Regions from separate parts of the Homo sapiens genome. Here region 1 is linked to region 2. The links are chromatin loops, found by intact Hi-C in ENCODE. Cell type or tissue: heart left ventricle. All regions are shown on one strand. Each heading gives the region's core, and the rest is flanking DNA. Links, peaks and the distances in the headings are about the cores only.

What was found. Peaks named below come from ENCODE experiments on the same cell type or tissue, not always from the same donor. Only the 100,000 strongest peaks of a DNase experiment are listed, where the experiment ranks them.
Region 1: it touches region 2 in a loop (2.7-fold over the local background); 2 of 110 quality-filtered maps call a loop at or near these places.

What each region holds. Positions count from the first base shown.
Region 1 is chr15:48,438,773-48,448,899 of GRCh38, reverse strand. FBN1 (fibrillin 1) reads left to right here. Exons shown (of 66, transcript NM_000138.5): 46 at 7-132; 47 at 2,078-2,194; 48 at 3,396-3,524; 49 at 4,240-4,359; 50 at 7,054-7,179. Among named protein-coding and RNA genes, the nearest start is that of DUT-AS1, 110 kb to the right of the region's middle. In heart left ventricle, for the core only: no CTCF peak of the experiment used is centred there; no DNase peak of the experiment used is centred there.
Region 2 is chr15:48,787,094-48,803,165 of GRCh38, reverse strand. It overlaps CEP152 (centrosomal protein 152), which reads left to right. Exons shown (of 27, transcript NM_001194998.2): 3 at 5,115-5,218; 4 at 5,436-5,505; 5 at 5,587-5,865; 6 at 7,006-7,156; 7 at 9,705-9,845; 8 at 11,790-11,929; 9 at 14,165-14,365. Among named protein-coding and RNA genes, the nearest start is that of CEP152, 16 kb to the left of the region's middle. RefSeq lists enhancers at 4,398-4,937, 8,054-8,333. In heart left ventricle, for the core only: no CTCF peak of the experiment used is centred there; no DNase peak of the experiment used is centred there; H3K4me3 peaks cover 1,611 bases; H3K27ac peaks cover 1,509 bases.

The sequences.
Region 1 (10,127 bases), core at 1-8,000, 350 kb after region 2:
TTACAGATCGTAATGAATGTCAAGAAATCCCCAATATATGCAGTCATGGGCAGTGCATTGACACAGTTGGAAGCTTTTATTGCCTTTGCCACACTGGTTTTAAAACAAATGATGACCAAACCATGTGCTTGGGTAAGTATGCAATTATTATTATTTTTTTCATATGCTGTTGAAAGCTTCATTTGATTCTAAATATGGATAAAATTTAATACTAAGTCTTTTAGTAGTATTTTTGCTATATACAAAATAAAAACACAGACAGATATGCAGCAGTGATATCCTATTTAATCTTTGGCAATCTGAACATGATAAACCTCTTCCTTTGTTATTCATTTGGCTGTCAGTTTAGAAAAAATTGACTAAGGGGTAAATTGAAAAAGATATTAATACAAAAATATTAATGTTAATAGGCTATTATTCATATGTAATATTGATGTGGATTTTCTTTTGAGTTTTTGAGTGTGAGATGACCATTTTTTTGGAAGGGTTTATAGTGTGTACCAGATTCTCAAAGGCAAATTTATAAATCCTACAAAGGCAAAGAAAAGTTAATCATTTTTCTAGAGGAAAAAGAGCTCAGGATTTTAAATCTCTTTCCTGATTTCTCTATTATCAGGATGCTGATTTAGAATAAACTTCAGTGTGTAATGAATCATTTTCTTCTTTTCCTTCCTTTATTTTTCTACTTTAAAGCAATACCATTAAGTCTTTTTGGGACATTAAGAACATAAATCAGATTCACAGCTGAAAGAACAATTAATATAGTAATGTTTAAGTCCTTGACTTTGGCTATGACTGGGTTCATCCATTTGGGAACATTTCTCATAAAGTTGTATCTTCTCCAGAGTAATGACAAGAGCACTGACAGCCCTACTCATCACTGGGCAGCTAACCTGTGTAAAAGCTATGATGATCCTGCCCAACTTTCTTTCTACATCTCTCATCTGAATTTTCTGGAGCCCCCTAACATAGAACCTTCCCAACCAAAGAACTTCACCAGTTTGGCTAAAAATGAATCAAGGCAAAAATTCTTGATTACTAGCAATGACTCATCTGGGTGTAGTCTTCAACCACAGACACACATTAGAGTCCCTTTGGGTTAGCAATAGCTTCCTGATTCAGGAATCACAGATCATTTATCTTCATGTCCAAAATGTGAAAAGAAAGGGAATCCTAGCTCTAATCATTACATTTTGCTATTCTCCGTTGTTACCTTCCACTCTCTCTCTCTCTCATTTCATCCTTGTCCCTCTTCATGGTGCCTCATTCTTTCAAACCAGCAGTAACAACTTTCTTTCATTAAATTTTTTATTACTTCCTCCTTAATATAATGTGCATCTACTCTTTATAAGAAATATGCTAGCTGCTGTGATGAGATGCAAAGACATATAAGATGTCAGAGTAGCTTTACAAAATCATCAGAGAAAAGTACGGACCAATCAAAAGGCGAATAAGAATGCAAGCATGTATGAAAAGAACAAATTAAGTGCCATCTCTTTGGGGTAGTTTAGAAAAGTGAGAGAAGTCATCATTGGTGGAAGTTGTTCTATGTTTTTATGGGTGTAGGGAAAAAGGAAAAGTTGTCTGAAATGACAGGTGAGCTAGAAAGCTGAGTTATTTTGTTGCTGATTGTGGGGTAATGCCAGGTGAGTCACTGCTTTTTGGTAAACTGGAGTGAGAATCTTGAAGGTTGAAGTTTGCCAAAGGTGGCAACACCTCAAGACCCAGATGCACACAGAGTTTTTTCCATTTTCAAGTGAAAATATTTGAGAAAAGTGGCAAGGGTGGAGAATTCTAGAAGTAAATAGAATAAAATAATTCTTGTTCAGGTCTCATGTCCTTAGCTTGCCTCCTTTCACTGGCCAGCCAAGGAAACCATTTATTCCCAAGATTTAGAGCTTTGCCGCTGCCTGGTATCTTGCAGGGATGACTGCTGCTGGAGCTGATACCAACATCAAGAAGTTCTCAGCCTATGGATGAGGCCTGGTGAACCCTAAAATGCTCTTTAGCCACTGTAACCGTGTAACCACTTTTTCTACTTATAATTATGTTTCTTTATGGCCTTTCTTCCTACTAGACATAAATGAATGTGAAAGAGATGCCTGTGGGAATGGAACTTGCCGGAACACAATTGGTTCCTTCAACTGCCGCTGCAATCATGGTTTCATCCTTTCTCACAACAATGACTGTATAGGTGCGTGTGCAAAATTGTGCATCAGCAAAGGAAGTCAGTTTTATATGTGTTCTTTGTAATTAGCATCATCTCTAGTGTTCCAGCTGTCTTTTAAAAATGTATGCTATCTTATGCATAACAATTGGTTATGGGACTTGTCAAATACAATGTGCTCAACATGAAATATATTACAGAAGTCTCCCCTTATCCGTGAGGGATACATTCTGAGACCCCCAGCAGATGCCTGAAACCACAGATAGTACTGAACCCTCTATATACCATGTTTTTTCCTACACATACATACCTAAAGTTTAATTTATAAATTAGGCATGGTAATAGATTAACATCAATAACTAATAAGAAAATAGAACAATTATAACAGTATACTGTAATAAAAGTTATATGACTGTACTTTCTTGTGCACTGTCTCTCTCTCTCTCAAAATATTTTATTGTACTATACTCACCTATTTTTGGGTAGCAGCTGACCTTGGATAACTGAACCCCCAGAAAGCAAAACCATAGATAAGAGGGAACCACTGTAACTATATCCATTACTTTTATTAAAATGCTTATTAGCAGCTATAATTTTTATGTCTACTTTGCTGTAAATTAAATAAATTTCAAAATAAATGGAATTAGATTAAGCCAAAAAATTTTTAAATATACAAAAGTGATTCTTTGTATAGAAATTATATGATTCAGGACTATGAACCTTCTGGTCTAGATGTTTCATGTAGCCTCTCTTAAATAAATCATTGAATCTACAGAATCTCCTTCTAAAACATACTAGGCAAGAGTAATAAGCCAAATTCTTTAAATTTTATTGTGCTATAGGCTAATTTAAATCTAATTGCAAGAATACAAAGGAATGCCCTTAGCTGAATTGTGTATTAGGATTTTATTTTTTAAATCAAAAAATTTTTAAATCTAAAATTTAAAAATAAAATCTAAAGGAAAATCAAGGAAAAACTGATAGGAAATTTGAATGTAAATTGTCAGTCTCTAATATAATAATGTAATCTTATTGTTAAATGTGTATAGGTGCTTAAAGCCAGTTCTGTTGTTGCAAACTAGATCTTCATTGGCATTTCTTGTTTGGCTAAGCCAGCAAAGGCCACTAAAATTCAGAAAAAGTATTTTTTCTTTTAGAAGTTTTGATTATTGCTGGGATTATGACATCTTTGGAATATATTAAAGGATTGTTGGGGATTTTTCTGCAGATGTTGATGAATGTGCAAGTGGAAATGGGAATCTTTGCAGAAATGGCCAATGCATTAATACAGTGGGGTCTTTCCAGTGCCAGTGCAATGAAGGCTATGAGGTGGCTCCAGATGGGAGGACCTGTGTGGGTAAGTACAGGACTTAGAAAGACCTGGAAAGAATGCTTCCAGAGACCACTCAAGGAATCATGCAGTCTCTGTTCTAATGCTTCTTTCTGGAAACCTGGAGGAAAAGTCAGAGTAGAATTATATTAATCCTCCCTATAAAGGCTTGTTTTTATTTAAGTATATATACACATATATATATGTATATATATATACATATATATATGTGTGTATATATATATGTATATATATATGTGTGTGTGTATATATATATATGTGTATATATATATATAATCACTTTTTCCCTTATTTTAAAAATTAAGCTATTGTACTCACCAAGAATACTCAAACTATTAAACAGTGAAATTGCTAAATTGCTCTGTAAGCAATTGTGATTTCCCTTCTTAAATATTTTTCTTTAAAATACTTTTGTAGTAAGCTCTCATATCTTTTGAGTATCCTTAAAATCTATATACTCACTGACTTTTCACATGCTACAATTTTCTGGAAACATTTAATTTGATGCAGGTAAAATAAAATATGGTTGTTATGCTATACATTTTTGAAAGCTGATAAAGCTTATTTTTATTATTGCTTATTTTTCTCCATGGTGGAATTTTATGAACTTTAATTTGCTTTATGTATTTCTTTGATTCATTCTAGTTTTTTTGAATTTTAATTGTTTGATGGAAGTCATGCCAGTGGGAACCTCTTCCTTATTTTTCCCTTTTCTTTGCAGATATCAATGAATGTCTTCTAGAACCCAGAAAATGTGCACCAGGTACCTGTCAAAACTTGGATGGGTCCTACAGATGCATTTGCCCACCTGGATACAGTCTTCAAAATGAGAAGTGTGAAGGTAGGAAAGCTATCAGTTGTAGCAAATGAGGAGTGTCGGGTGTCCACTGGACTTAGCAGAATGAGAATTTTTGTAATGACGTCTTCATTTTGGAATACTTTATCAGAAACAAATGCAAGGGCATAGGTATGACATGGTCTCATCCTTCTGGCAAGACAAGAAGCACTAATTATCATGCTAATCTCTAATGAAGTTATTTTGTTCTGTGCATATGACTGATCATATGATCCTGACTCTTTTCCACTGTGCTTTCACACATTTGTTAGGAATGCTGTGTCCTACTCCCAGTATTTCCGAACTACATTTTTTAAGTGGCGATTCTTTGCAGCTAAAAATAGCTCCTGATTCCATTTAAAAACTTTAAATGACCACATTCAAGGTTGGATGAATGTGGTTATATCGTTTGTCTATTTTGTTTTTACCTATAGAGCAGTGGAAATGTCTTATTTCAAATAAATTCTCAGCAAATTTTACAGTATTACATTCCTTTTTGTTTGTTTGTTTTTAATGGAGACAGGGTCTTACTCTGTCACCAGGTTGAAGTACAGTGGCACGAGTATAGCTCACTGTAAGCTTGAACTCCTGGGCTCAAGTGATCATCCTGTCTCAGCCTCTGGAGTAGCTGGGACTACAGGCATGTGCCACCATGCCTGGCTGATTTTTTAATTCTTTGTAGAGATGGGGCCTCCCTATGTTGCCAGGCTGGCCTCAAACTCCTGGCCTCAAATGATCCTCCTTCCTCAGCCTCCCAAGGGCCTTCCTTTAACCTCAACAAATATGTCATATCATTAAGTGAAGGACATTAATTGCTAGAATTTCATAAATAAGTAGGGTTGAAAGGATTTTCAAGAAGTCACCTAGTTCACACCCCTGACTTTAAACAGGTCTGCATCTAATCCACAATGAGAATTTTCTCTACTTTTAATATCGTCAATTAGAAATTTTATTATATATCCAATTTAAGTAACAATCAAGTGGTGATATTTAAAATGGAAACACCTTATTGAAATTGTCTAGATGCAAATTTTTTAAGCATGTTATTTTACTTTTATTAAAAATTGGCTTTATTATCAATACATAAGTTCGCTAAATTGAACAGAATATATATAGAAAGAAAAATAACTGCACAGTCAATGAATGTGCCCATTCTACAATATTTGGCCCTATCCTAATAAGTTGGCATGTACAGGCTAATTTCTACCATAATATAAATAGTCATAGTAATAATTAAAAACAACTGAAAACATTTGAGCATTTTCACAAAAGTTAACTTTTATATTAAGAAAAGGTTGGATATAGGGGTGGAAGGAGTGTCAGAATGGAGTAATTCAATCGGCAATAGAAGATCAGATTCATTAATAAACCACAGGGAACATAACACAGGTATAAATGCAACCCAATAACATGGCATGATGGAGAAGCTGATTTTGCGTTGCACAGAAAGAGAATCACTTGGCATTGCACATTTCTAGAATATTTATTGTGTGGTATTTACAATATTAAGTCAAGATAATAAGGTTAATTTCTCAACTTTTCCTTAGTTGGGCCTCTTGAGAATAAAGTTGTATAATGCAAGTACATTTTGGTGTGAGTAGAAACCTTTGCACAAATATAAAAATAAAGAGCCCAGGATACAAGGATATTTTGTGTTTTGTTGAAAAAATAAAAAAGTATTCTCATAAAAGTAGCATGGCTCAGAATTAAGACTTACCACTTTGTTCACTAAAAATTCCTGCTGAAAGTCAGGAGGAAAGATAAGTGAGTTTGTTGGAATAGAGTGGGCATATTTTTCCATAGGTAATCGTATGTTTTATTGACCAACCCAAGCCAATTTTGAAAGTAGAAAAGGGCACTATTAACAATAAAGTCAGGCCAACTGGCATGAGCTGGGGCTCCCCCAGGCAAACTAGGACATATGGTTACTCAAGCCATTCAAACTTCTTATTGGCTACTCTTAACTACCACTGTACAGGAGCTAAGATGTATAATATACTAAAGAAAACATGCCACAATTCTAAGTGTACAGTTTCCTATTGTCTATATGATGAAAGAAAAAGCCTGTACAAGAAAGGTATTTTTGTGTCTTCAGAAAGATTAACCCACAAATCAGGAGCGTCATCTTCTATGATATCGTTAGTTTGCACTTCATAGGATTATACTTATTTTCATGAGTCTTAGTGTTCTTGTAAAATTCACAGTTTTAGGGCTATAGCATAGGGTATTGGGAAAAGTTCTGTGGGTGGTTGGAGGGGAGTAAATTTGGATCAAAGGCCTAGATCTCACATTGAGTGAGTCACTAGCAATGTGCTTAAAGTCTCAGCATTTCTGCTTCCTGAACAATGGTGCAGTGTGACTCTAGAATTTCATGCTTCTTTCCTGGCCTAGGGTACTATGAAATTACTCTGACTTTTCTAGTTAGCCAAGCAACTCAGTCTGGGTAAGAGACGTTTGTCACTGCACCCCTTAGAAGGCAGTTGCACATTCCATTTTTATATCAATAACTGTCAAAACTAATTCTTTTGAAGTCATGACAACCTAGAAGTCCAGTCCACAGTGTTATGGTACAGAAAAATACCTTTATTATTGTAAGAGTTTGGAAACTCAGTTGCCCTTTGTGTGTCCACATTGTGTGTTTGGTACCTGATGATGTCTCCATCGTGTTTTGACTTTGTTTGACTCATGTGATTCTTTTAGATATTGATGAGTGTGTCGAAGAGCCAGAAATTTGTGCCCTGGGCACATGCAGTAACACTGAAGGCAGCTTCAAATGTCTGTGTCCAGAAGGGTTTTCCTTGTCCTCCAGTGGAAGAAGGTGCCAAGGTAAGTGTCTTTGAAGGCTTTGGGCTTTCAATGCTGCATGTTTATTTGTGGTGGTCTTATTTTTCAAACATGGCAAAGCTCTGTTTCTTTGTGAACAGGAAGATGGAGAGTTTTCATTCACCCAGAGGTCTAATGATAACCATATGTCAGAAGGTTCATTTTCACTTTTAAGGTTAAAAACTCATCCATCAAGTTATGGTTGCTTATACAATTGTACTGACACATAAACCTCTCTCCCACTAAGAACACAAATGCTGATAGGCCCATCAGTGGGGAAACACCTTGAGCCACCGAAACAGCAAAGCCTGGGGGAAGTTGAGCTACATATCCCCTACCTCTGAAGAGATAAGCTGAAAAATGTGGGTCCAAAGTTAGACTTGAGACTGAAAAACTGCACATTAACCCATTTGCCCCCACAATATGGTAACCATCCCTTATATCACAAATTCTCCAAGAAAACAAAAATAAATTTAAACTGATCAGGATTCTTGCTGGGCCATTGTTCATTTTTAGGAATAATACTTGTCAACTATTTGAGTAAAGATTTTCAAGGGTTTGCCAATGACTTTCAAATTTTAAACAAAAATCAAAAGGATCCTGAACTTTGGCATAACACAGTATGTACTTAAGTCCCAGAAAACTGTTTAGACTTTTCTAAACAATACAGTTGTGTATGGATATCTACATACACAAACTAGTTTCATGAATTCCGGGGAAGGGAGATGAAACAAACACATGTATTTCTTTTTTTTCCACTTGTAGCTTTTGTTGTTTGGTTGTTACTGTTGTTTTGATGTTGAGTTGGGTTTTTTTTTTTTTTCATGGTTTTTTGGTTTTGCTTCCGTATTACCAAATATGGAAGAGGCACTGGATATCATTTAAGGTTCAAAAAATTGAGTTTGGGGTCCCAGCCCTGCCATATTTAGTCTAGAGCAAGTCATTTAATCTTTTGGAAGCTCAATTTCCTCATTTTAAACAACAATAATATCTGCCCAACCAGCCTTACTGTGACAAAGCTTTGTTAGTTTCTGAGTCCTTTGTAGACTCTTGTTGTTATTCTAATGATCTGATTAACTTTTTACTTTTCAACTAGTTATTTGGGAAGTAAGAAGGAGAGGGTTGAGAGTTCTCCGGTTGATTTCAGCTTGTTGGTAGTTGTCAGTGGTCTGTGTGGATTTCAGGGTGGTGCTTAATTCGAACAGATATTCTGCATGGTACAGACCAGTCAGATAAATTCTAACTCCTACTCCCTTGTTTTTGTGTGCCTTTGGCTTGGCCTGAATTTGGAAAGAAAGCAGTGAGAAACCAGGTGTGAATCTGCCGATGTGGCAGGCCAGAGGAAACTCCTAGGCTATTAATTCAATTTGCACTGGCCCATCACAGAGCAAGCTAACGCTGCAGGAAGAATCAGCCCAGCTGTGAGCAGCCCTGCCACATGCTCAGCTCCAGGAGGCAGAGCCAGAACTGAGGAATGCAAGCAGGGAAAGTGACTTTTGTAGTTCTGATGAAATTTCGAGGTCATTAAGGGCTCTTTGCAGATGGACTGGTAAACAGGCATCCCAGTGAGTCCTGAAGTATGTGGGCAAGCACAGCTCTCTTCCCCAATGCAAGACACCCTTGATTAATAAGCCAATTCTAGAGAATCACCACAAGCTAAAGTAAGTCTCCTACAGAGCACAGATTTTGCTGGAGCCAGGAAATTGAGAGCTGGGTTTTTCTTGTAAGATGACAAATTAGGAGTCAGACTTCTATTGCTCATGAAATGAGAAAATTCCACAGAACCGTGGATAATGTTTTTTAAAAAGCGAATGCCATGGGACTCAGGTGGACAGAGCCTGGCACAAAAGACCACAGGTGTAAATGAGCCACTCCCACTTGCAAAGTTCAACGAAGAGAATTTGCCACTTAGACTGACTCAAGACTTCGTGCATTTGAGTCTCTGTCTAATGCCAAGATTTTTTTTTTTCGGGGTGGAGTGGTGTGGGGGAGATAGAGCTGGGGTCTGGGACGAAGTCAGCTATTAAAGGAAAAGAGAATGAGAATTTTAATACACCAATATTACAACATACATATTTAAAGAAACACTACAAACTGGAAGACAAAGCAGAGTTAAGTTTTCATATATTTGTTGAGACATTTTTGTGAGTAGTCACTGAATTATATCTAAAGGTAGTTGGAGGCATAAATAACAAAAACAAGACTGATAAATACAAAACATTATATGTGACAAAGAACTTGAAGAATAAAAGAGATCAAAAGTGTTCTCCAAGAAACAAGAATTTGTTCAGTCTTGAAGTTTCTCAGCAAAGCAAACATTTGGGTGGCAGAGATGCCGCAGGATTGACTTTTATTGCTCTTGACCTTCAGAAGGATAATTCATTGAAAGGTGCTTGCCAGGTCCTTGCCACAACAGATGGGGAAGTGGAATAGAAATTAGAGAGATGATTTATCTGGATGAGTTGGTAGCCATGAAAGGTTGAGCAGGTTTACTGGGGAGGCTACCTGAATTTGATTTACATAACTTGGTAAATATAATAGATAGATAGATAGAAACTTTAATTCATGAAAACCTTTCCTTTGTTATCTCTGGCAACTCTGTTATTCCTACATTGTCTTCTTTGTCATGAAATAAAAGCTGGTGAGACTGTCTTAACAGAAGTGCTTAGGTGGTTATGATAGTATGGTTCCTGGGATTGAAAAACAGTGATGGAAGTGAATGAAAAAGGCAGAGGTGGTCAGATATAAAGAAAGAAGAATAGTACAATATGGGTATGAAAGCATTTCTTTTAAACCTGCAGATTGTGGCCTCTGTGTAATGAGAGGAGTTTTGGAAGGCTTTAAGAAGTCAAGTTCGAGGGAAAACACAGTCCATACCTCTGGTTGAGCTCACTTTTTGGAGTCAATGTGTTGTATGAGAAATGGAAAAGCCCGTTTCCAAAATTATGTCA
Region 2 (16,072 bases), core at 4,975-12,974:
AATGCATATTGCTTTCTCTACTTAGTGAATCACTTTGTGTTCAAGTTGCTGATGTGGGAGGAATGCCTTTATCCCTGATGATGTGCTATAAGGCTTACCAGGCATACCACATCTGACTCATAGTCTACCCTGCTAAGGGTTTGTGAGAGCCTGTCTTGGTACATGGTTGGATAGTCCTGATTTTCACTGCCTGGGATGAAAGGCTAGTTGCTAATACAGCATGTTTTTCCAAGCTGTGTTTAATTTTGTTGTTTTGGTGCCAGTTGGGATTTTGTCCACATGGGCCCATATCCCAATGAATACACCATTCCAACCTTCATGCCATCCTAATGAGCAGCTTTACAATTATGATTTTGCTTTTTCCATTTCTATTCTCTCCATTGTTTGTATTGAAGGTCAAAGGGAGAAAGTGCCTTTAACATTCAGAAAAAGGAAAGGATTTAGTAAATACTTTATTCAATATTTAGAGGATATTTAGACCAGTGGATCTCAAGCCAGAGACCATCACAAATATACCCATATTTTGGGAAAAAAAAAAGCAAGAATTTTTTAGAAACGTCCTATAATGTATTTCTAAAGTGCTACAACTCTTAATGGTACATTAGTAAAAGTTGGCCCACTGTGAGTCAAGGCATAAAGGCATAGTAGAGAGGTACATAAACCACAGCTTCTCACAGTGTTTCAACTGAAACTCTCATCTCTTAAAAATAGTCGACAGAGCAGATTAGGGTGTAGATCAGTGAGAGTGATGACATCATAGAGATATGTATCGTCAGTTAATATCAATTAATTGTCACACATTACTTATGTTTCTCCTAACTAACTGGAGGGCATTATTTTCTGATTGTACCACTTGAGAGCTGCTGGTAATACTTGTCCTTCTTGCTAAGAAGGAGATATCATCCAAAGCAAACTTTTCTTTATAAAGCTGTCCCAGAAAATAATTCAGAAGCTCTTGTATTAACTCACTCATAATGTAACAATATGACTTTGCAAAAATGCTTTTCACCTAAGTCTCTATACTTGTGATTGCACAGTTGGATATTACAGAGATATAGTTCTTTTTTTTTTTTTTTGAGATGGAGTCTCGCTCTGTTGCCCATGCTGGAGTGCAATCACGGGATCTTGGCTGACGCTGCCTCCCGGGTTCAAGCGATTCTCCTGCCTCAGCCTCCCAAGTAGCTGGGATTAGAGGCATGCACCACCATGCCTGGCTAATTTTTTTTGTATTTTTAGTAGAGACAGGGTTTTGCCATGTTGGCCAGGCTGGTCTTGAACTCCTGACTTCAGGTGATCCAACTGCCTCGGCCTCCCAAAGTGCTGTGATTACAGGTGTGAGCCACTGCACCCAGCCCCAGATAAAGGTCTTTTTGTAATAGGCATGCTTGTTATAAGCCTCTCAGTTGTTGGTAAAGCCACAGCTTAAACAAGATTGCCATTTTGGACTCTCACAGTCAGCTGGAGTAGACATGTACTTTCTGCAGTGTCACCAGAAGTAGCTCTGTGATTGTTGTTGGTTCCAGATAGTAAAATTATCTATTTATGTGTGTATATATTCTGGAGCTGGTGATTTGGGGCAGAAATACTTGGTAATCTATGATATCAAGATAATATTTGCTGATGATGGATCATTTAGTGTTGACGGGTCATTTAGTGATGACATATTTGAAAATGATCTTGAGTAGAAAGGTAGATGGTTTAGGTAGCAGGTGGCAGATAGAAACTTGCACTTGGCAATACTGACTTGGTTTTTATAGTGGTACTTCTCTAATAGAATAATAAAGCTCCATTGAGCTCAGCATCATGTATTTTAGAGGCAAGGTTTCCATTGCATAGCCTTTCTTCCACTTTTTAACTGCCTTGTTTGATGTAATTGCGGAAGCATTTTGATATTTTGTTTCCACTAGAGGGAGTTGTAAAGCTAGTATTTGTTTACATTTAGCGTGTATCCATGAAAGCATTATTTAATAATTCATATTTGAAAATATCAGAATCTTTTTAGAAGCGTACTAAGAGGTCACCTGTTCAAAGGGAATATGACCGTTAGGTATTCCATTTGCTACCCTTTCTCTTGGGAGAAGATTATTGTATGGTTTGTAACTTGAGGCCTCTTGCCTTCATGAATATTGAGGATTATAGGCTCTGAAGATAATCTGTTTAGTTAATTTAAGTTGAAAATCCTAACAAAAGGTTTACATGTTCTCTGTTTTACATTTGCCCCTGAATGTAGGCTTTTGTATGTTCTACATGGGTTATTGCAAAGTGTTTTGTTAACAAAGTTCTTTGAGTAAAATGCTCTCTTTTTTTTTCTTTTTAAGAAAGAAACATGAAGTAGAAAAGGAGGGGAGTTTATAGAATGATTCTGAATTTATTTCAACTGAAGCCTTAGAGTGGCAAATTATCTTTCTTACAGGGAAGGTATCTGTTAAATTTTTAAACTCGGTTAATACACAGTAATATCCTGTTGAGATTGCTGCTTGCTGCCAAAAAGCAGTCTGATGAATTTTAAATTAATGAGTGGTATTAAATCTTATCACTTATAAGGATTGTTATTTCTGTTCTTGAATCTGTATTTGGAAGTTTGATAGATCTTTAATGAGGAAAATTTATAGTTTCTAAATTTCTGTATTTGGTAACATGCATATCTAGATACGGCAATTTTGTGTTTTATTGCACAAGGTTAGTGACCAAAGGGCAATTTGACAATGTATATGAGGAGGGCACACTTTGATCCTGGGAAATGGAAACACTGGAGGTGGAATTTTGTTCCTGAATGGCCTTATTTAGGAGGACTTCATTTAGCTTTTCTCTGCCCTGAAACTTACAGAAGCCAGGGAATATGACCCAGCTATGCCAAAGAACTTGATGGATAAATTTTTTGAAGATCAATTTTAAAATGTTAGCATATATGTAAAATATCTTGCAAGACTCTGAATACTATAGGGATGATTTTGCTAGTTGATGTTTATGTATGTATCCAGAAGCATTTTGATTAGCTGATTGCTTATACTCAAATTAATTTTTCTCTGTGGATGCCAATTTTGTGGTGTCACAAAGCTACAATAACTGCTGAATTATTATGTAGTTTTTTGTTTTTGTGCGGGGAAAACAATGTACTCTTCAGATGTCCCTGTCAAGGCGCCCCTGAATTTTAAGGCTATGTACTTGAACCTTACTGAAGGTTTACAAGAAAATATTCTTTCTGTTCAGGAGTCTTTACTTAATGTAAGTATAAAAGATTTGTTTTATTTTTCCTTGTGTAACATGTGGGGGTAGTCTTTTTCCTTAAAGCAGTGATGCATAATTCTAGACAACAAGTGGTGCTACTTTTAAAAGACCTCATAGATGCAACTTTTTTCTCTAGTGCATTTGTGTCTTTGTAGAATTGCTTTGCTACCTTTCATTTGAGGCATGTCTTGTACAAATATGTTGATGTGTTCTGTTTTGTTTTTCATGTTGTGTCTTTTGTATTTCTTGTTTTTTATATCTCTCAGTCAACTCTGATATGGCTAATTCTCAAAATGATTTTTCAAGTACCTTGCATGTGGAGATGAGCATTTAATGAGGGTCTTGTGTGTTAATGTTAGCGTTAAAAGATTTAAAGATGAAGATAACTTTTCATTGAAGAAAATATCTTTCTCTTGTTGCATCTTTAGATGACAAATGGATTGAGAAACCCTTTAAAAAAAACCCATCCAGTGAATATGAGAAATAAATATAGAGTGAGGAAGTATTCCCACCCACCTCCAACATACTCTGTTCCCATTCCCAAATTTTATTTCACCAAAGCTCAGTTAAGAATTTGGGGCATTCCTTTCAGACCTTCCATAAAATATATTTATTTAACTTTTACTATACATATTTTGTTTAAGAAACTTTTTTTTTTGGTAATTCTTAATATAATACTCAGATATGTTTTATGGACACATTCCATTTCTTTTGTACTAATGACAGGTAAAGTGGAAAAAAAATGCTATAGACCAGGGAGCATCTCATTTTTTTTTTCCTGAAAGGTTTTACAAAGTATTTAAAGTCTTTAAAATCCACTTGCACAATGTTATGGGGTTTGATTTATGTCCTTTGGAGGGATTTAATCAAGCTGTCAATTAAACTGGTGCTTAGTTTCTTAAAGAGAAGTAATTAGAAACAGTTTCCCTAAAAAGTATTTAGTAACATAATATTTGATCTTCTAATTGTTACATAATTTAAGAAATACATTATATTGGGATTTTTAGGGTAATATTATTATATTGGGTTTTGAAGAAAGACAATAGCAGACAGTTATTGAAATCCTAAATGTTATTGAATTATGTCTAACAGACTAGCTTATTTACTCATCTTTTTATCACATTTGAAATTTGAATGAATTAATTTTGTCTATCTAGTTTATATAATAAGCAGAATGCTAAAACTGATTTTTTTCTAGAAAATAATAGGAGAGAGAAATCAAACATTTAATGTCAGATGTAGTGTCATGCTTTTGCATGTGCTATCTATAGAAAACAGTCTTCCAACTCTTCTTTTACTCAGATGTTGTATGAGAGCAGGGTATTATGTATCTTTTCATCTTTGGAATTAGATGGCTCTCTACTAATTAGTGACTCCCACGGGTTTCTACATTATCAGAGCATTTAAGAGCTTCTAGGCCACCTGCTGCTGCTGCTGTTCTCATCACCTGGCCAGAGTGCATCTGGCTACTCACATTCCCTGTGGGATGCCTAATTGTCAATTCCCCAAGGTCTGATTACTGATAAAACAGGATTCTGAGACTTAGTCTGCCTGCCCTGTGATAACATAATGCATTGATTGTACCATTATTGTGACTTGCTGTGTTTCCATAAAAAAGTTTTTGAATTCTGCTCTATGTGTATTTAAATCTGAGATCTTCGTTAAAAAAAAAAAAAGCCTTCTGATATAAATCCTAAAATTATGCATTCCCTTTTCCCCAAGTGAAATGATGAATATAATTTGTGTGGAACTTAAGAAGTTAATTAAAGGAGGGAATTATGAACTTCTTTGACCTCTACAGTAAAAAACCACTCGTTCCAAGGCAGCTTTGGCTTGGTGTCTTGTGTTTAAGTTGGTATGATATTGATGCAGACCTTTTGACTCAGTTGCAGCAGTTACTCACAGACCTTCCCCATGACATGCTGGATGACGACCTCTCCTCTCCAGAGCTCCAGTATTCGGACTGCAGCGAGGATGGCACAGACGGACAGTAAGCACCTGAAGTCACTTTCACTTGTATATTGCAATTCTATAAGTCTTTTTCTTTTGATGAAGATTAATAATTACATGATTATAAAATTGTAAATTGATTCTTAAAATTTTGGGTGAAGATTGGAAGGAAAAAGGTTAAAATCTTGGGGTTCTTTGTGTTATCTATGTACAAATAAATGATACGCTTTAAATCGAAAGTATTCCTTTTTCTCGAGACCACATCATCCTGAGCAATTGGAGATGAGCTGGAATGAGCAAATGCTGCCCAAATCTCAAAGTGTAAATGTAAGTATCTGGTGTGATGATGACTTTGGTGAGGGTGGGACTGGATCTTCGTGCTTTTGTTTTACTCTTGTTATCTAATAGGGCTATAATGAAATTCAGAGTTTATATGCTGGAGAAAAATGTGGTAATGTCTGGGAAGAAAATAGAAGTAAAACTGAAGACCGACATCCTGTGTACCATCCTGAAGAAGGTGGAGATGAAGGTGGAAGTGGTTATAGTCCTCCAAGTAAATGTGAACAGACTGATTTATATCACCTTCCTGAAAACTTTAGGCCATATACCAATGGTCAGAAGCAGGAATTTAATAACCAAGCAACCAATGTAATTAAATTTTCAGATCCTCAATGGAACCATTTTCAGGTATTGTAAAAACTTGACTTTCAAGAACTTGTGTGTGTGCACACGCATTTGCGTGATGTTTGTGTGTGTTCAGGAAATGTATGTGAGTACAATGGTAAGATGATTTAACCACACGAAGTTCTGAGAGGGCACTTATTCAGGTTCATGGTGAATTAGTCATGGTATTTTCTGTTTACAGTCTAATACAATCATGATCTTAAGTCAGAAGTTTAAAATAGAGGCTCTTTGGACATAGTTGATTAAACATTAAAAGTTAAGTCTGCCAAAGAATAACTATCCTCATTTACTGCTGCTTCTACCACTGCACTGTGCTTCAATGAGAAGCTGTGTTCAGGTCTCTTATTGTAGTTTTTAAAGCAGTAATTCTGTGTAGGTGGCAACATTTAATTTCCTCAGTTTTCTTGCTCACCACCCATAACAAATTTTAGGTTAAACATGTCAAAGCTGATATCTCTATTGTATGGTGATATAACAGTAGACAGGATGAATGTGAAGGAAAAACCAAAAAACCTTGTTTTTCCTGGGGGGGAGTTTAATGAAGTAAGACCTCAGGATATAGTTAGTTGCTTCTTAGAATTTCTCAATGACAGCAAATACCTCAACAGCTAGTCTGTGTCACGCAATGACAGGATGGATTTTTTAGGCTGTTAAGTGGTTATTTTCTCTTAATTCTATCTCCGTAGAATGTTATTATTCATCCCATAAGAGTTACTATTTATTAGATATGAGGCACCGTGGTCCATGTTCATGTTATTGGATATGTGCATTTTTATATTCCCAAGATGTTGGCATAATCTAAATCATTTGTAATAAAATATTTCTATATAGTCTTATTGGAATTCTTGGGTTTTATTTATAAAATTGCCTTCATTGTGTGCTCAAAAGTAGAATTTAGGTGTCTATAAATTATGTATTGCAGACTTTCAATTAATAGTGTTAAATAACAATACGTGCTACTTTTGAGCAGATATATATATGTGTGTGTGTGTGTGTGTGTGTGTGTGTGTGTGTATATATATAAACAACTTTGAACTGTACCAAAAGTAAGTTCTGTAACGTAACATTAATTTAGGTGTCTAATTCAGATAATTTTGGAAGAAAAGGCCAAATCTTAATTGTCAGTTTCATTTGTTATCACAGGGTCCCAGTTGTCAAGGTTTGGAACCGTATAATAAAGTGACATATAAACCTTATCAGTCTTCTGCCCAGAATAATGGCTCACCAGCCCAGGAGATAACAGGAAGTGACACATTCGAAGGCCTGCAACAACAATTTTTAGGAGCTAATGAGAGTAGGTATCAAGTTTATATTTATTTTTTAATACCACATAATTGGGGAAATTTGAATACACAATGAATATTTGAGCACATTCAAGAATTATTATTTTTTAAGTATGACAATAGAATTGTGCTTGATATTTCAAAGAGCCCTTATTTTTAGAGATATATACTAGAGTATTTATGAATAAACTGACATGAAGTCTAGGATTTACTTTAAAATAATAGGCTGTTGAGGGGTAATGTTGGGTGGGAATATAGATGTGGCCAAATTGGCCATGAGTTCATAATTGTTGAATCTGGGAGATGGGTTCGTGGAGATTCATCATATTATTCTCTTTACTTTCTTATATATTTGAAATTTTTCGTAATGAAAAGTTAAAAGACATTTTTCCAACTTTATATTTCAGTCATTCTAGTTTGTTAAGCCTTTTCTCCTTATTTGTATAGTGTTAAGTATCCTCGCCTATCATACAGGATACCTGGACTTATTTGAAATTTAAAAAAATTTTAAAAGACTTTTTATGAACTTTATATATTTTTTTGACTGAAGCCTAATTTGGAAAATGAAACATAGTTTTCAATCTCAGATTTTTGACTATATAGAAGTGTAATTTAATACATCAGCACTATCATCAACTTTTTTCTTTTGATTTTACAGTTTTTAGTCAACTCTGATATAAATTAGTTTATATTCAGAATTACTTAGATATCAGGTTCAGTCATGTGGCATTTGCCAGTTTTTTTTGTATAGTATGTATATAAATATGAGAATGAAAAAAGTGCTTATAGGTACTAGAGAATTCTGAGATGAAATGCTAGTATCAAAAAACAAAAATCCCAAAATATAAACCCGTATAGTGACTGTACTGAATTACTCTTGTCATACTGTCTGGCACACTAAATAGCTTCTAATTATTGTGCATATTGAAGAGCCAGTGTAATTCTAGAGTGTGGCAGCAAGTGTTTTTGTTTTACTTTTTGTTTCCCTTTAATTAGTAGGGGAAAGGTCATACTGGATATTCTGGCTTACCTGGGCTATACCAAAGAGAAAACTGGACTTTTGGGTTGTGACTTCATATTGTTGCTTCCATCGTACACTGGGACGGCAGGGTAGTTACAGGGGGAGGCCCAGAATTCATTTTCCCCTGAAGGAGTCAACAGCAAATATGAGGATGGCCTCTCTTTGTTCTTAAGTTTTTTGTGGAATGAGGAAGTGGACAGTGTATATGACATAACTGGTTTTAGGTTGAGTAAATGAACCTCACAGCAGTGGCCTGACATCTCCTTAGTGTTTACTCTTTCAGTTCCCTTGAAAAGTTGTATTTGTATCTCCTGGTCTTTCTGCATATAAAAACCTTTCCTTACCTTTCTTAACACTCTGCACTTCTTCAAGTTGAGTCAGTTACACATTTGTCTAAATTTGACATTTGGAAGTTAATTAAATAACTTAATGGTAGTGCCAAATTAGTGATTATAGTTTCTTAGCAACAGTAATTTAAAAAATTTGGAGATGGGGCTAGCTCTACTATAAGACCTATGAGGAGTTTGACTTGTATAAACTTTTCAGTCTTTAATTTTCTTTATTTAACCAGATCTCTTTCTAAAAAGAGGACAGAATTATTTAGTTAGCAAGTGGTTAAAACTCAGTAAATGCATTTATTTCTGATTGTAAGCTAACAGAAACATTGTTCTAGTAGTAAGTAGAATATTTATCATTATGTAGTTGAAGCATACCTACCAATCCTTTTTTCCATTTTTTTTCTCTTTTTAAAGTGGTCCCCAAATGACTAATTGTTTCTAAAAGAAGACTTCAAAAATTTTTTTTTAAATTATGTATTCGTGGAGTAGATTTGGAGGTTTGTTATATGGGTATATTAAATAATGCTGGGGTTTGACTTCTAGTGAACCCATCACCCAAATAGTGAACATAGTACCCAATGGATAGTTTTTCAACCCTTCTCCCCTGCTCCCTCCCCAAAATTCTTGATTAATCTATTCACTAGCTAATTAATTCAGTTATGTGCCAGCATCAATATAAATATAATATTTTCCCCACTCCTGCCTAAAATAAAATATTTTGAGGCTGTCTAGAAATTTTCTTTAAAAATGATTTTATAGAAGCTGATGTACTTGTTTTGTTTTTAATTTTCTGACAGCATATTACTTTATTTCATTGCAGTTGTTATATACTGATTTTTAACTGGCTAAAATGGTAGTTAGTGATTCAGGGTTATAACTTAAACCAGTGACTTTCAAACTTTCCTATCAGTGACCCACTGTAAGAACTATATTTTTTTACATTGTGATATGGTGTACAACATGTATCTATATGAACAGGTATATATAAATGAAACAAGTTTCACAAAATAAGACTGTTTCTTACTACATGATGCACTCTGATATATTCTCTCTCTCTTTTTTAATCCTAGTCACAATTCACTGAATTGATTTCATGATGCTCTAAAAGGTTGTAGTCACAGTTTGAAAAACACTGCTTTAAATGACTATAAATTTATATTTTGGTATGTTTTTATCTAATAAATTGTCTTTAATTCCCAGACTCTGCAGAAAATATGCAGATTATTCAACTTCAGGTTCTTAACAAAGCAAAAGAGAGACAACTGGAGAACTTAATTGAAAAGTTAAATGAAAGTGAACGTCAAATTCGATATCTGAATCACCAGCTTGTAATAATAAAAGGTAAGATGCTGGATGCTGTCATTTATGAGGTACACTGAGTTAGATATCTTGTTTCCAATAACCTCAGATTACATACGAAGCTTAGAGAGTAAAAACACTTGGTCAGAGGGCTCATAGTGAGTGAGGCATAGCAAAACAAAACCCAGGATTTCTGAGTGTTGGCCTTGGATTACTTCTCTTTGGAACACGCTGTTTTGGAGACCAGGCATGGTGGCTTACGCCTGTAATCCCAGCACTTTGGGAGGCTGAGGTGGGCGGATCACTTGAGATCAGGAGTTCAAAACCAGCCTGGCCAACATGGTGAAACCCTGTCTCTACTAAAAATACAAAAATTAGCGGGGCATAGTGGCAGGCACCTGTAATCCCATCTACTTGGGAGGCTGAAGCAGGAGAAGGAGAATCACCTGAACCTGCAGGCGGAGGTTGCAGTGAGCCGAGAAAGCGCCATTGCACTTCAGGCTGGGTGACAGAGTGAGACTCTGTCTCAAAAAAAAAAAAAAGACACTCTATTTTGGAGTCCCTATATTTTCCCTTTTCTCACTTAGGCTTTTAGAATCATTGAACATTATTTAACTGTACTGATGGCATTCTGTCCTAAAAAGTTGTTGATTCCTTATGTCTGATTCCTTATGTCATTACTCTGGATGAAGTATTCCAGCTTTCAGAGTGATTTGTGTTTAGTTTGCACTGCAGCGTTTCCTGAGGCTACAAATTAGCATAAACGTTTTAATCCAAATAAGAGTTAGTGATTGTGAAGTGCCATGTCTGGGATAAACACACAGAGTAAATACAGATTCAAATTATAATTGCTTACTCCTTGTGCTTTCTCTAGTTTTGGTCCACGTTGAACTTTCATTTGCAGAATACTTTTGTGATTGAACTCTAGCTCATTTCAAATTTAATTGATGGTAAAAATGTCTCTTTCTGTAATGCTCATAACATTTATTTTGAGAGAAGAACTTGTGAGCTGTTATAGCAAAGTATGTGGGAAGAATTTAACATTAGGTGAATTTAAGAGTTCATTCCAAGTGGGTCGGGCACGGTGGCTCACTCCTGTAATCCCGGCACTTTGGGAGGTCAAGGAGGGCGGGTCACGCGGTCAGGAGATCGAGATCATCCTGGCTAACATGGTGAAACCCCATCTCTACTAAAAATACAAAAAATTAGCTGGGTGTGTGGTGGCGCCAGTAGTCCCAGCTACTCAGGAGGCTGAGGCAGGAGAATGGCGTGAACCTGGGAGGCGGAGCTTGCAGTGAGCCGAGATTGCACCTCTGCCCTCCAGCTTGGCGACAGAGCGAAACTCCGTTTCAAAAAAAAGAGTTCATTGCAAGTATGTGTAGGATAATTAGTCCTCAGATAACTTCTTTGATTAGCAGGGATTTGTCCCCAAAAGGGATGCAATAATAGTTTTAAAGGAAGTAGTTCTGCTTCTCTAAAAAAATTTTTTTGGTATCAGGTTTGTTTTTTTTTTTAATTTTTAATTTTTAATAATTTATTTATTTGGGGCTGGGTGAGGTGGCTCACGCCTGTAATCCCAGCACTTTGGGAGGCCAAGGTGGGTGGATCACTTGAGGTTAGGAGTTCGAGACTAGCCTGGCCAATATAGTGAAACCCCATCTCTACTAAAAATATAAAAATTATCTGGGAGTGGTGGCAGGTGCCTGTAATCCCAGCTACTGGGGAGGCTGAGGTTGTAGTGAGCCAAGATTATACCACTGTACTCCAGCCTGGGCGACGGAGTGAGACGCTGTCTCAAAATAAATAAATAAGTAAGTAAGTAAATTCTTTATTTAGTTTTCTCTAAATCAACTAAAGTTCATTTTTCTGAATTAAATTTAATTCAACAACATTTATATATGATACAGACGTGACATCTGATTGGGATTGTGACATTGGGGTCCCTCTACAGGAACATTATTTATATAAACATTTTTAATACCGTAGATGAAAAGGATGGTTTGACTCTCAGCCTTCGAGAATCACAGAAACTCTTTCAGAATGGAAAAGAAAGAGAGATACAGCTTGAAGCTCAAATAAAAGCACTGGAGACTCAGATACAAGCATTAAAAGTCAATGAAGAACAGGTACCTATTTTAACTTATGTATGGTAAAAAAATTAAAAGTTTAGTTATTTAACAAAACTTTTTGTAGGGTAGGACTAAATTTAGAAGAACTTTGAAGTTATTGACAAAGCATTAGAACTTAAATTTCCTGACTGCAATAGTTTGCTTCAGAATTGGTATCCCGAGAAGCTTTTATTTTTATTTTTCCTGCTGCTTCTCCATTTGGAGAACTGTTTTTTAAACTTGAGTTTAAAGTGGTGACACATTCACATTCTTTGATTAATGAGATAGCCATTTGATTTTTGGAAATAGTCATAAGTCATTGGTAGCTAAGCCTGGTGGTGGTTGATTCATTTTTTGGCAGGGGGCAGGGTTAAAAATGAAAGTGATGGCCGGATGCAGTGGCTCACGCCTGTAATCCCAGCACTTTGGGAAGCCGAGGCGGTCGAATCACCTGAGGTCAGGAGTTTGAGACCAGCCTGGCCAACATTGTGAAACCCCGTCTCTATTAAAAAGTACAAAAATTAGCTGGGCGTGGTGGCAGATGCCTGTAATCCCAGCTACTCTGGAGGCTGAGACAGCAGAATCGCTTGAACCCAGGAGGCGGAGGTTGCAGTGAGCTGAGATTGCTCCATTGCACTCCAGCCTGGGGGACGAGAGCGAGACTTGTCTGAAGAAAAAAAAAATGAAAGTGACTATGAAATAATGAGCTTGGTTTTGAGTGAGACTTGTAGCTAAGTCTGAGGATGGTTTAATGAAAGAGTTTAAACAGTGTTGTCTCATGTCTGGCTTCTCCTCATCCTTCAGGTCTTAGCTAAAAACAATTACCTTTTCAGAGGACTTGCTATTCACTTTATATGTAAGGTAGCCCATAGCTCCATCCTCCAACTCACCTTCATCATGCCATATTCTATTACTCTATAACTATCTGAAATGATCTCATTTGTTTACTTGTTATTTATTGTCTCTTCCCACTAGAAAGTAGTAAGAGCTTAGACCTTTTCTGTTTGGTCATTATGTCCTTAGTGCTTAGAACCCTGCCTGGCACAAATGATCTGTGTCATTCAGTGGATGGATCTCTTAGCCATGAAAGCAGTATTGGAATAAATAGGCAATCTCTGGAATAGAATGAAGAATAATTCTCTTGAAATTTTAATTTTTGTATGTAATGTAGATTATTTTTAACTTTTTGAAAACCAATAGTTATTAGATTAAAAAGTTAAGTTGCCTTTATGTAGTAAAAGGTTATAACTTTGTAATCTTTTTTATGTAAGCAGCAGAATCACCAAGTGTATTAGTTTCCTATTGCTGCTGTAACAGATGACCACAAATTCAGTGGTTTAAAACAATACAAATTTATCTCACAGTTCTGGAGGTCAGAAGTCTGACATGGATCTCACTAGGCTAAAATCAGGGTGTCAACAAGGCTGCATTGCTTTCCGGAGGCTTTAGGGGAGAATCCATTTTCTTGCTATTTCCAACTTCTAGAGGCCACCTGTGTTCCTTAGCTTGTGGCCCATTTCCATCTTCAAAGCCAGCAATGAATGGCTGATTGAGTCTCTCTGGTTCTGACTTTTCTGCCTTAGTTTTTCTCATTTATGGACCCTGTGGTTACATTGGGCCCACCTGGATAATCCAGGCTACTCACCTTATTTTAAGGCAATCTAATTAGCCATATTAATTCCACATACAATCTTAATTTTCCCTTGCCATGTAATATAACTGATTCACAGGTTTTGGGGATTAGGACACGGTCATTTTGGAGGGCTATGATTTTGCCTACAATACCAACTGTGCAGTTACAGCTTTGAAAACTTTGTTTTTAGTAAGTGACCATTGGCAGGTTTCATCAGTCTTTCAAGGAACAGTTGTCATTTTTCTGTGACCTAACAATTGGGTTACCCCACACTTTGGTCATAGAGCAATGCAAACAGCACTGGGGCCATCACGGCATCAGCAGATTCCGTGCCTGATAGCCACATCCATCATGCTGCGCAAAATCCTCTTTCACTCCCCTCAGGTATCTACCAAATGTATTTTCTCAGGGAACATTGTTTCCAACAACTATGGGCCTGGAGGGTCCCAGCTAGGGTTGTTTTAAGGAGCTTGAGCCATGATGAGCGGAGACCCCTTCTCTACTCTCATTAAAACATGCTTGAGTTTTATTTTATAGTAAAAGTAAAAGTTTATAGACAGCACAGAGCTAAAATACTCTGTGTATATTTTAAACATGGATATCCTGTGTGTATTTACTAGATGATCAAGAAGTCCAGAACAACTGAAATGGCTCTGGAAAGCTTGAAGCAGCAGCTGGTGGACCTTCATCATTCTGAATCACTTCAACGAGCTAGAGAACAGCATGAGAGCATTGTTATGGGCCTCACAAAGAAGTACGAAGAGCAAGTATTGTCCTTACAAAAGAATTTGGATGCCACAGTCACCGCACTTAAAGAACAGGTTGGGATGATTTCAAATGAGCAACTGTTATCAACAAGTAAAGCTGGTTATGTTTTGTAACTGATATTTTATGGTTCATCATATAGAAGTCTTGGATGTTTGTAGTAAATGTTAGATTGTGTGTGAGGTGAGTGAAACTTAAAAGCCAGTGATATTGGCTGGACGCAATGGCTCACGCCTGTAATCCCAGTACTTTGGGAGGCCAAGGCAGGCGGATCACCTGAGGTCAGGAGTTCAAGATCAGCCTGGCCAACTTGGTGAAACCCCGTCTCTACTATAAATACAAAAAAAAAAAAAAAATTAGCCGGGCGCAGTGGTGCGTGCCTGTAATCCCAGCTACTCGGGAGGCTGAGGCAGGAGAATTGCTTGAACCCGGGAGGCAGAGGTTGCCGTGAGCTGAGATCGCACCACTGCACTCCACCCTGGGCGACAGAGCGAGACTCCGTCTCCCCAAAAAAAAAAAAAAAAAAAAAAGAAGCCAGTGATATTTTAATCTGAGAATACATCCTAAAGGTATACTTTTGGAAACCCTACTTCTTATACGATTATTAGTACTTTCTCAACTTTCACATTACTTGTCCTTTATTTGTAGGGTATTTGTGTATGTTGTTTATATGGTCCTAGAATAAATCCAGACCAAAACAAATGAGTCTGCCAGCGGCTGGCTAGAACTTGAGAGGTTACCTTGGAAGCTTAACCAGTAGAAAACCTTACTTGAGTCTCCCAGCATTTGGTAATTCACCTGTCAATACAGCAATACAGTCTGTTGAGAAATGATTCTTGGGAAGAGAGTAAATTTTGAGGACAGTATAATTTATAAAATAAGACAGTCTGATCTAGACTTAATGAGATTTGCATCTTGAGCATATTGCACAGTGAATTTTTATTATTTTCACTCAAGGGGGAATAAAATATTGAAAGCTAAATGTGAGTCAGGTGGTGAGTTTGCTTGTGCTCCATAACTCTAGGTAATCACTTGAGTGAATAACATTTCAGAATTTATTTTTCTTAATGTAATTTCAAAATTGATTTAACTTAAGGGAAGGAGAGAAGAAAAATCAGATGTGAGGGTATGGAAAATTTCACCACACTTAAAATTCATGCTGATTTGGGTTATTTCTGACCTATATAGCTGCCTCTAATTTTTCCATGCTTTTAGGTAGAACTATATAAGAGTGCATTACTGGCAATAATTATTTATCATTTTATTTTATTTTTACATGTATTTATGTGTGTTTTTATTATATCTATTTCATTATGTATTTATTTTATATAAAAAAATTGTGAATTTGATCAATGTGGAGGATATATAGGAGTAGGGAAAGATGAAGGCCAGTTACGGTGGCTCATGCCTGTAATCCCAGCACTTCGGGAGGTTGAGGCAGGTGGATCACTTGAGCCCATGAGTTCAAGACTAGCCTGGGCAAAATAGTGAATCCTTGTCTTTACGAAGAAAAAATAACAAATTAGCTGGGCATGGTGGCATGCGCCTGTAGTCCCAGCTACTTGGGAGGCTGAGGTGGGAGGATTGCTTGAGCTCAGGAGGTCGAGGCTGCAGTGAGCCATGATTGCACCACTGCATTCCAGCCTGGGTAACAGAGTGAGACTCTTTTTCCAGAAAAAAAAAAAAAAAAAAACGAAGGCTATACCAAATTATTGAAAAGTCTACTTTATAGAATATTTAAACAGAATTTGAGATGTAGCTTC